Linked DNA regions of Homo sapiens: region 2 is linked to region 1. Evidence: read pairs that join two places in POLR2A ChIA-PET (ENCODE). Cell type or tissue: A673. All regions are shown on one strand.

The links. Peaks named below come from ENCODE experiments on the same cell type or tissue, not always from the same donor. Only the 100,000 strongest peaks of a DNase experiment are listed, where the experiment ranks them.
Region 2: POLR2A ChIA-PET joins it to region 1 with 6 read pairs; 3 of 35 experiments call an interaction of 5 or more read pairs at or near these places.

What each region holds. Positions count from the first base shown.
Region 1 is chr10:103,894,020-103,899,019 of GRCh38, reverse strand. It overlaps STN1 (STN1 subunit of CST complex), which reads left to right. Exons shown (of 10, transcript NM_024928.5): 6 at 20-143; 7 at 1,301-1,472. Among named protein-coding and RNA genes, the nearest start is that of STN1, 22 kb to the left of the region's middle. In A673, no CTCF peak of the experiment used is centred here; no DNase peak of the experiment used is centred here.
Region 2 is chr10:103,835,558-103,840,557 of GRCh38, reverse strand. The region is part of intron 1 of SH3PXD2A (SH3 and PX domains 2A); the gene reads left to right. Among named protein-coding and RNA genes, the nearest start is that of SH3PXD2A, 18 kb to the left of the region's middle. RefSeq lists an enhancer at 4,791-5,000. In A673, no CTCF peak of the experiment used is centred here; a DNase peak (open chromatin) is centred at 2,521; H3K27ac peaks cover 3,854 bases.

The DNA of each region.
Region 1 (5,000 bases):
TTTTCTGGTCACTTGTTAGATAAAGTGGACGACCCAGTGTGGAACATTCAAATTGCAAGGATGCTTGAGCTGCCCACTATCTACAGGAAAGTTTATGACCAGCCTTTTCACAGCTCAGCCCTAGAGAAAGAAGAGGCACTAAGGTAAGTGGTGACTTATCACTGCTGAGCACGTGACCACGGCAGAAAACTGAAGCAGCTGAGCCCAGATGCTGGGATCGGCCTAGGTTCAAATCCCGAATCATCCACCTATGCACTGTGGGGCTCTGGGCAAGCCCTCTAACCCTCTCTATGCTTCAATTTCCTCAACTGTAACATGAAGAGAATAATAGCACAGATGTCCTAGGGTTGTCGTGAGGAAATTATGGGTGTAATTGGAGTCACTGAAGGAGGAGTGGAGGCAGGAGCAGAGAAAAACACTTGGAAGAAATAATAATGCCTGACATTTTTCCAAGTTTGATAAAAACTTTAAACTCACAGATCCAGGAAGCTCAATGAACCCCAAGGCAAGAAACCTGAAGAAAAATGCACCAAGTCACCTCATAATCAAAATATGATACCATAGCACGTCATAATCAAAAACCTGTTTTAAAAAAACCTGCACCGGTCATTCTCAACCAGGGATGATTTTACTTTTTTATAGGGGAGAAAACCCAGGAGGAATGAGAATGTGTGCATATTTGCTAATATGTGCATAAAAGAACTCTGAGAGGAGACACAGAGAACCGGTAACAGCAGCTCCCTCGGGGGTGGGGACCGGAGGATAGGACAGGAAGGGGACAGAAAGGAGACTTTACTGTGTATCCTTTAATGTTTTTTAACATGAATATATTATATATTCAAAAAAGTATATTAAAAGCACAACTATAGACTCATATAAAAAGTGAAAATTCTCCATTTTCCTGTCTCCTGCCTCAGGACCATTCCCCAGAGATTACCAATGTTCATAAGCCAATGTGTGTCTTTTTAAATTAGTTTCTTCTGTGCTTACACAAGCATGAATATTCACCCATAGATTTTGTGGGTTTCCATTTTTTTTATATAAAAATAGGACCATACCTTACATGCTGTTCTGCAGTTTGACTTTTTTCTCCTAATCTGTCATGAATATCTTAGTTCCTGTAGTTCTGCCTCATCATTTTAAACAACCACATGATGTTCCCTGTATATATTACTCTGTATATGAAAAACAAACTCCAATATAGTGTTGCATTTTCTAGCTAATTTTCTGGTTTTTATACACCAAAAAGGAACAAAGGTGATGGTTTTCTGCAGAGCTCTTTAAAACTTTCCCTCCGCAGCAATCCAGGCGCCCTGGACCTCCCCAGTCTCACGAGTTTGCTGAGTGAAAAAGCCAAAGAATTCCTCATGGAGAACAGAGTGCAGAGCTTTTACCAGCAGGAGCTGGAAATGGTGGAGTCTTTGCTGTCCCTTGCCAATCAGCCTGTGATTCACAGTGCCTCCTCCGACCAAGTGAGTGCAGCATGCCCATGTGAGAATTCTGGTTCCCTGCCCCAGATCTGCAACTGCAGGTGTGGGTGAAAGTGACTGTGGCATGAAGATTCACAGAGTTGACCCAGGGAACGGAGGGAATGGTTCTGTCACACATTATTTCTATTCTGGAAAGGTCATTGACTACTAAGAACTTGAAATGAGGCATAAGGCTGGACCTGCCCCTTCTTCCTCCTTACCTAATCTTTTTTTTTTCGGAGACAGAGTCTCACTCTGTCGCCCAGGCTGGTGCTTCTCCTGCCTTGGCCTCACAAGTAACTGGGACCACAGGCATGTGCCATCACGCCTGGCTAACCAAGATAACTTTTTCTAAGAGGAATAAAAAATTAAAGAATAAAAAATTACTTAAGTGTTCCTTGAAATTTTACTTACAAATGAGTCTGAATACAACTCGGTCTTTATTTAAACTCCTAAAACACAATGGGTTAATCTTATTCTGAAAAAGACAGAGCAAGTCATTAAAAACCATGGTTCAAGTTCGCGAATCATTTTGCTGATGAATAAATCATCTTGGATGGATAATTACCTCCTCTCATCTACTTCCCTGTCACTTGGCTTCTGCTGAGATTAAACATCCATCTCAATGAATACTAACAACCTACTACTATGGACCTTAGACTATTATTATTTTTTTCTACTCAAATATTAAGCATAATAAGATTAAGTAACGAGGGGCCAGGCGCAGTGGCTCACGCCTGTAATCCCAGCATTTTGGGAGGTCAAGGTGGGCAGATCACTTGAGGCCAGGAGTTCAAGACCAGCCTAGCCAAAATGGTGAAATCTTGTCTCTACTAAAAATACAAAAATTAGACAGGGTCTCACTCTGGGTGACCCTGACCCCTGACTGTCACCCGGAGTGAGACCTTGTCCCAACAAAAAAAAAAGAAAAAGTTATCTCCATGTTTTTACCCCTAGTTTTATTTGGGTAACTTGTTTTGTTGCTTGGTGTTGACGTATTGCTTGGAATTAAGAATTATTTGAGACATTGATTTTAGGCTTTCCCTTTCATTGCAGTTCTTAGGTTTGTTGTTGTTGTAACGTGACTCATTTATTTACTTTCTTTATCCCACCAGGGAATGATCTCAGCTTAAATGTCCCTCCTTGCCCTCCCTGGCCGTCTAGCTGCTCTGATTGCCACGTGGCCCCTCACCCTTACACCCTGTTTTTGTATCTGACGTCACTGGTCTTTATTTGTTTGCTTGCCTATTCCTCCATCAGAATTTAAGTTCTGTGAGAGCAGAGGACTTGTCTGTCTTATTCTTTGCTCTCTACCCAGGGCCTAGAACGGGGCTGGCATAAAGCAGGTTCTCACTCATTATTTGCTGATTGAAGGAATGAATGATTTTTAAAAATTCAAATTGTCCCACAAAGTGTAAAGGTAAAGGTCAGTTTCTTTCCCATCCTCCCTCTCACTCCCTTTCCCCTGAGACAAGCACCAGTACTAGTGTCTGGAATATCATTCTGGAGATAGTCTGTGCTTGTGTGTACTCTAAGTCACTGTAGCCCCTTCTGTTTCACACAGATGGTAGCATGGCGTAGTATACTATGAGACACCACACTTTTCATTGACGTATGTCTCACAGATTCTTTCCTAGCCGTACATATAGGTTGGCCCCTACAGTCTTTGTCACATGTACCATCATGTATATGACCAGTCTGTCCATTCCTGGACTGTTTAGATGTTTTCTGATCTCTTGCCATCACCAACAAGGCTGCTGTGAACACCCTTGCTAGGTAACATAAGTTCTTGATTTTGGTGGAACAGATACTGAGTCACATCCTGACTTCCTGGGCATGACCACTGCTTCTCAGTTTTGTTTGTGCTCCTAATTATCTCTTCTGGGCAACAGCCTGATGTGCCCAGTGACCCATGGTTTCATACGAGGAGATGAGGGATATCGTTTCAGAAAACACCAAAGTGGAAAGGGTCACGACTGGCTGCTTTGTTCTTTGCCAAGGTTGCTTCTAAACAGTTGCAGCGCTCCAGCTGTCGGCTGACAGCAAGATTGACCTTCTTCCCACTTAATCATTTAGAGGCGGCTCAAAGCCAAATTGACCTCCTAGGACTTCTGATGATTCTATCAGCATGTTTGGATAGAAACTTTAAAGCTTAGCGAAGACCATATTTTTCACATGAAGCCAGCTCTTCCGTGATAGCTATAATTAAGTAGAGAGAGAGACTTAAGGACTCTTTGAGGACTAAAAGACTCCTCCATTCAAAATGATCTGTGGGGAACCTTTGGCATATCTTTTTGAAAATGCTTACAGCAGAAACTTGTGTCTGCCTGGTGCTATATGTTTAAAAAGAATCGAATATGGCACTATATTTGTTTTGTCTTTGGAAACTCTTTTTTCTATCAATTATGAATTAGTCCCTCACATTGCTCTGGTTGGGGAGGTCAGTGTGATTAAACTGAGTTCTGTTTAATAGATTCCTGGGAGACTAAAGGTGCTTTACAATGAGACTGAAACCCTAGATCCTTTGGCACTTTCTGTTGTCATACAGATGAAAGCTTAACAGAAAAAATCATTGTGATGGTGTTATAGTTTAGAGGCAGAGAGAGAGCAGGCTTGAATGTTTCCTCCTTTTTTTCATAGTGGTCCTTCTTAGCAAATCCAGAAACATGATAAGCAGGGCCTGCAAAACCATTGTTTCTTTGACAGCTGGATGAATGTTGAGTTTGTTTGGGAATGAAGACTATATATATTTCAGGGATCCACCCAGTTCCTGACCTGAGATGAGGCGAGGCTTGGTAAAGCTCAGCACGTTTAGCTAGTGACTGTTTTTTTTTGTTTGTTTGGTTTTTTTTTTTTTTTGCCTGTGAGCAATTTCGGTTTCCTAAATCTGATGAGTCTGTCATTGCTTTTTTGAAAAAGACAAGAAAGACACAGATCCCAGTCCAGGAAAAGCTGCTGGCTGGAAGAGACGATTAGTGGCTTTACCCTTGAGACTATGGTCTTTATAACTAGGCCAGGGAAATATGTCCCAGGGTCAGCTGAGGCAAATGTTTTTGGAAAGGAAGCTTCAAGTATTGTTTATATTTACAGAGAGCCATTTCTGTTGAGTCCTTGCTCACAGCTGAAACTGTGTTTTTAATCTCCTAGGCCTAGCATTGTCTCTTCCTGCTGCTTGATCTGACTGAAATCTGGGAGGGGGAACTAGGCTTTTTATATGGTTTGGGGATAACCAAGAGTCATTTTTAAAGACAGGAATAATCATGTAATACTCATCTCTAGTTAGTTTCCAATTTATTTCTATCTTGCTAAGAGATGTAATAAACCTAACCTTTAGGATCCTTATGTTAAATTGACTAAAGAAGATAGATCTCCTTAGAATTATAAAGATTAAGTAGTTATGAAGGTTTGCAAAGGAGTCTATGTTGCACTGATGGTGCATCCCCTAAGAGCACTCATGTATGAAATTAAAAACAGTTTTGCCCTAAGCCTCGTGAATAAAAAGATGTGTGGCTGAGGATTGCTAGGTGTGGT
Region 2 (5,000 bases), 58 kb after region 1:
GGTGGCTGTCTGTAGACCTTACGTTCAGGACACTTGTCATTAGGTGTTAACAAGTGTCAGGGTGAGGGAACAAAAGCCACGGGTGGCCAGTATGAGCAGTTTCTCTTTCTTCTCCCAGACAGGAAAAACCATTTGTTTCTGGAACCTGACACTGCAGGGGGTGGGCTTGGTGTATGTGGCCGCCTTCCTGGGCCATTTACAAGTGCAGCACATGGGTCTGGGGAGGGGGCTGGGCCGGGGTGGCGATGTGTTTATTGGTGGAAGCTAGATTAGGGTGTCTGGCAAGATGTTTTTGACACCTAGACCATTCCACTCAGTGAAACCCAACAGGTGGCCAGGCTGTTGCTTTAGCTGGAAGCGGGGCAACCTCCCCGCCCTGCCCTGTTCAGTTTATTGTTGGAATGAGATGGGTCCTAACCAGTCCTTCCTCTCTTCCCTGGCCCCAAAATAAACAGCAGCTGTTGTTGGCGCCATCATTTCTGCCTCTGCCAGTCTGTCAGCAGCGCTGGGCTCTTGCCTGGCCTTGCCCTTTTTGATTTGATGGCACTGGGCGTTGGGAGCCCTTTACCTTTGCCCTACGGAGCCTGCCCTGCTGACCAGCTGGTGTGCCCTAACATGCCCTCTCCCAGGCCTGGTGGCTGCCCACTGGCACTGTCCTCTCCGGCCCTGTAGTGAGGCATGTGTGCATGGCGGTTGCAAACTCGGACTCCAGAATCTGACATCCATTTGCCCCCTGGTTCGGCTGCTTAGTTGGTGACTTTGGGGAGGTAGTTTAATGCTGAGCCTCAATTTCCTTCTCTGTAAGGGCAGCTGTTAGTATCTGTATCATGGGATGTTGTGGAGATTATGTTGAGGCAGCCAGTGGGAGGCCGACTGCCTGACGGGAATCCCAGCCTTGCCACTCAGGGGCTGCGTGGCCTCTGGGGAGGGGCTGCGTGGCCTTGGGGGTGGGGCTGTGTGGGCTTGGGGGAGGGGCTGTGTGGCCTTGGGGGAGGGGCTGCAGCTTTCTGCACCTCGGTTTTCTCATCTGTAAAACGTTGATAATAAAAGCATCTCTCAGGCTGGTGATGAGGATGGCACGGGTTAATTAACGTAAAACAGAAAACACTCAAAACACTGCCAGGCACAGAGCAAGAGCTCAGTGACTGGAATAGCATATGCTCTCCGTCAGAGAAGGCGGAGCATCCCCTGAAAGAATCCTTCGCATGTGCATGTTCAGAGCTGACACAATTGCTGTTCTCCTGACCTGACTTTTGGGTCTGTACTACCGAGCTAATTTGCTTGGCCTCGTGTCGAACCTGTGATTAGAACTTCCACTTCAGGGTGTAGGGGTGTTGGTGGAACTAGTGATGAAGGAGGCTGGAGGCATGAAAAAAGAGAGTTGGGATTTCTATTCTACTTGCTAGTGGTTCTGCTGATGTAATGTAAGAAATGGAAAGAAGATTATGTCCACAGCCAAGGGCCGCCTTCAGAGCTGGTGAGCAGATCCCACGCGGGGTTGACCATTTATCTGTGCTGATGTGCACGCCCCAAGACGTTCTTCTAGGTCTGTATGTATGTTGATGTTCTGGACACCCTCCCTGTGGGCTGGCAGCTGGGGCCAGCTCATTTTGGCCTCTTCCTGGCTCTGTGCTCTGGGAAACTCTTGCTGTCTTTGGCTTTTCCTTGCTTTTTCTCTCCATTTTGGAAAGATTGTACTGGGAACCCCCATTAGAACATCCAAATGGAAAAATCTTTATTCTCAAAAAGAAAAAAAAGTCATTGGCCCTGATTGTGTTGGGCCACAGTGCCAGATGCCGCCGTGGGCACACCGATGCCTGGTAAAGATCCCCCACTTAGGACCGAGCTGTTACACGGTCTCCCCAGGAGCCTGGTCCTGTAGGAGAGGTGGCTGCCTGTGCTGTTTTGCCTCCCTGGCCTTTGGCAGTCCTTGTCCAAGGAGAGAGGGCAATGGTAGCTCCATTCCCAACATTTGGGGTGCTGCCTTCTGACACATTAGTGAAGAGAATGGTCTGAACCTTAGAGAGGAAAGCAGCAAAGTAGTTCAGAGAGGGGGTTCTGAAACCAGACTGCCTGAGTTCAAATTTCAGCTGTGCCATTTATTGCTGTGTGGCCTTGGGTGAGTCACTTACCCCCTCAGTGCTTGGATTTCCTCTTCCGTTAATATGAGGATAATAGTACCTTCCCCATAGGGTCGTTAGGAGGATTAAATGCCGATGATGGCAAAAGCCCTGCTAAGGTGCCTGGTGCAGAGTTAGTGCTCCATGTTGCTGCCATGATTTGCACCCACACCGCAGGTGAGTCTGCTTCCCATCAGCCCAGAGCCCCTGGGGCCTGACAGGTATATATTTAGAGCCCTTGAGAGGGCCACATGGTGTTTGTGACAGAGGTGTCTTGGATGGAACCTGTGGCATGTTCTAGAGGAAGGGCGAGTGTAAAGATTCAGGCCAGCAGGGGATTTCCTAGCTGAGTTCTGTGAGGAGTCCTTCACCCTGGGGGCTCAGTTTCCGCAGCTAACCATGCCCATGCCTCCCTTGTTGGTTGGCTGCAGAATCAGAGACACCATGAGGCATCCGGTAGTCACTTTCCTTCACGGTGGCTGTTCAAACAGCTGTGAGGCTTGGCGAGGGCCCCAAGAGGCGGCTCAGTGGGCTCTGGCCTTTCCCACTCTTTCCTGCACTCTCCTCTCGAGAGCAGCCCTGAGTTGTGCAGGGCTGTGGGTGCAGCAGGTGACGGTGTCTTCTGCAGGTACTGTGTGTGTCCTAGTTTGCAGAGCTCCTCACATCCACAACTTCTCTGAGGGGTGCTGCTGGGAAGTGCTACAGTTCTCCTGCCTATTTCACAGACAAGGAAAGGCTCAGAGAGGGTCCGTGACTCCTGGAAATATGGTGGGCACTGTTGATGCCTGCCCCACGTCCCCTGGGCTCACCTGAGTTCACCTGCAGTGCCCCAGCTGTGGCATCCAGCACACTGACAGCTCCCCACCTCACCTGTCTGTGTGAGCACTCCCTCCTGGGCCATGGCCCCAGGGAAGCTTGCTCTGCCCAAGTGGGTGCACCTGAGAAAGACTTGGGGAAGGTAGGGGGCTAATTGTCATCCCTGGAACCCACCCTCAAGTGGTGGGGAATGGGAGTTATCAGCCTGGATCCAAGGCCTTGTCTTAGGGTCGGCTTCAGGAAGAACCCAACTAGGATAGCAAACTTCTCCTGCTAGCAAGTGGTAGAGCTAGGACTGAAAACCTCTGTCTGGGACTCCCAGGTCCCCACACCAGGCTGCCTGTCCGGTGGTGCCTGTCTGGAGGTTTATGGGTTTCTCGTTAGAGAGGAGTCAGATAAGAAACTTGTTTGATGAGGTCTTCTTGATAATAAGAGGGCAATTTCCTGAGTAGGTAAAAGAATAGAGGGCTGAAGAATACTTGATAAGTACAACAGCTTCTAGGGGCCCACCAGGGAGGAGCTCAGTCAGTGCAAACACGATAGGCGGGCCTTGGAAACAAGGGAACCCGGCCTTATGTAGACTTGCCTCAGGAAACAAACGAGAGACTTAGGGATAATAGAAATCTAATATCTTCATCCGTCACTCATCAGGCTGGGAGGAGCAGCATCAGTAAGTGTCTAAGGAAACGGAGAGGGGCTGCCGGCTCCTGTGCCCAGGTGCAAGGTGACATATATGAGCAAGACGCTCTGCTTGTTTGTAGTAAAATTCCCTCTGTAAAATCGGGCTAGTTGGCAGAGCATTGGACATTATGAACATGAAAGCTTCTTGTGATGGTGTTTCAAATTGTGGAGACACTAGTGTGTTTTTAGAGATGGTGAGAACATCTTTAAGAAAACAAAGGGAGAAAAGAAGGGGTGTGTGTGTGTGTGTGTGTGTGTACATGTCTGTGAGTGTGGAGTGTGTGTGCACTCGTGTGTTGGGGAATGTTGCATGTGTATGGACATGTCTGTGTGGGGGTTTGAGTGTGGACTGTGTGTGTTGGATGTGTTGTGTGTGTATGGATGTGTCTGTATATGAGTTTGAAGGTGGAATGTGTGTATTGGGGGATGTGCTGTGTGTGTATGGATGTGTCTGTGTGTGAGTTTGTGGAGTGTGTGTGTTAGGGGATGTGTTATGTGTGTATGGATGTGTCTGTGTGTGGGTTTGAGTGTGGAATGTGTGTGTTGGGGATGTATTGTGTGTGTATGGACATGTCTGTGTGTAGCTGTGAGTGCAGTGTGTGTGTGCATGTGTGTGCTGGAGGATGTGTGTGTGTGTAATAAAAGCTGTTGGCATATTCCTGGGGCAATCTTTTATCCTTGAGAGCCCCCTATGATCAGGCTAGGGGGTCCAAGAATACTTAGATTTTAGTATAAAAGGGTCTCATAGATCTTTGCATATACTTACAATAACCACCTTTGATCTTTTCCTCCATTGCCTCTTTGGTGCCAGGCAGGTGCCCATAGACCTCATTTCATGCTCTCAAAAGAGACTGTGTTTCTCCCCTTTATAGATAAGGGGCCTGAGAATCAGAAAGGCTGAGTCACTCACTCAAGGTAACACAACTAGGAAGACGCGGTACTGGGATTTGACCAGCCTTTAGTCCATCCTTTGCTGGTTCCTCGTCCAGTGAAGGGGGAGCTTGGTGAGATTCAGCCAAGCCTTTGCTCATGCTGAAAGGGGCCTCCCTCTCCACTTGGGGCACTTGCTCTAGAAACGTGATTTCTGGCTTCAGTGAAGGCCAAGGAGGAAGTATAGGGAGCAGAAGGCTCTGAGGCCTGGCTGCATGAACTATAGAGTGGTGCAGGTGTGCTGTGAGGACCTGCTTCAGGGAAAAGTTGTTGTGACCCAGAGGAGGGTAGAGCTGCACGGGAGACTGGAAAATCAGCGAAGACTTGGTGAGGGGTTGGGGGGGCGGCCAAAAGACCAGGACGTCCTTGAGTTCACCCCCCTGGGCCTCCAGGAGAAGAGACTGTAGAAAATTCTAGCTGGGTAAAGAACTTTATGTCTAGTTTTCATACCCT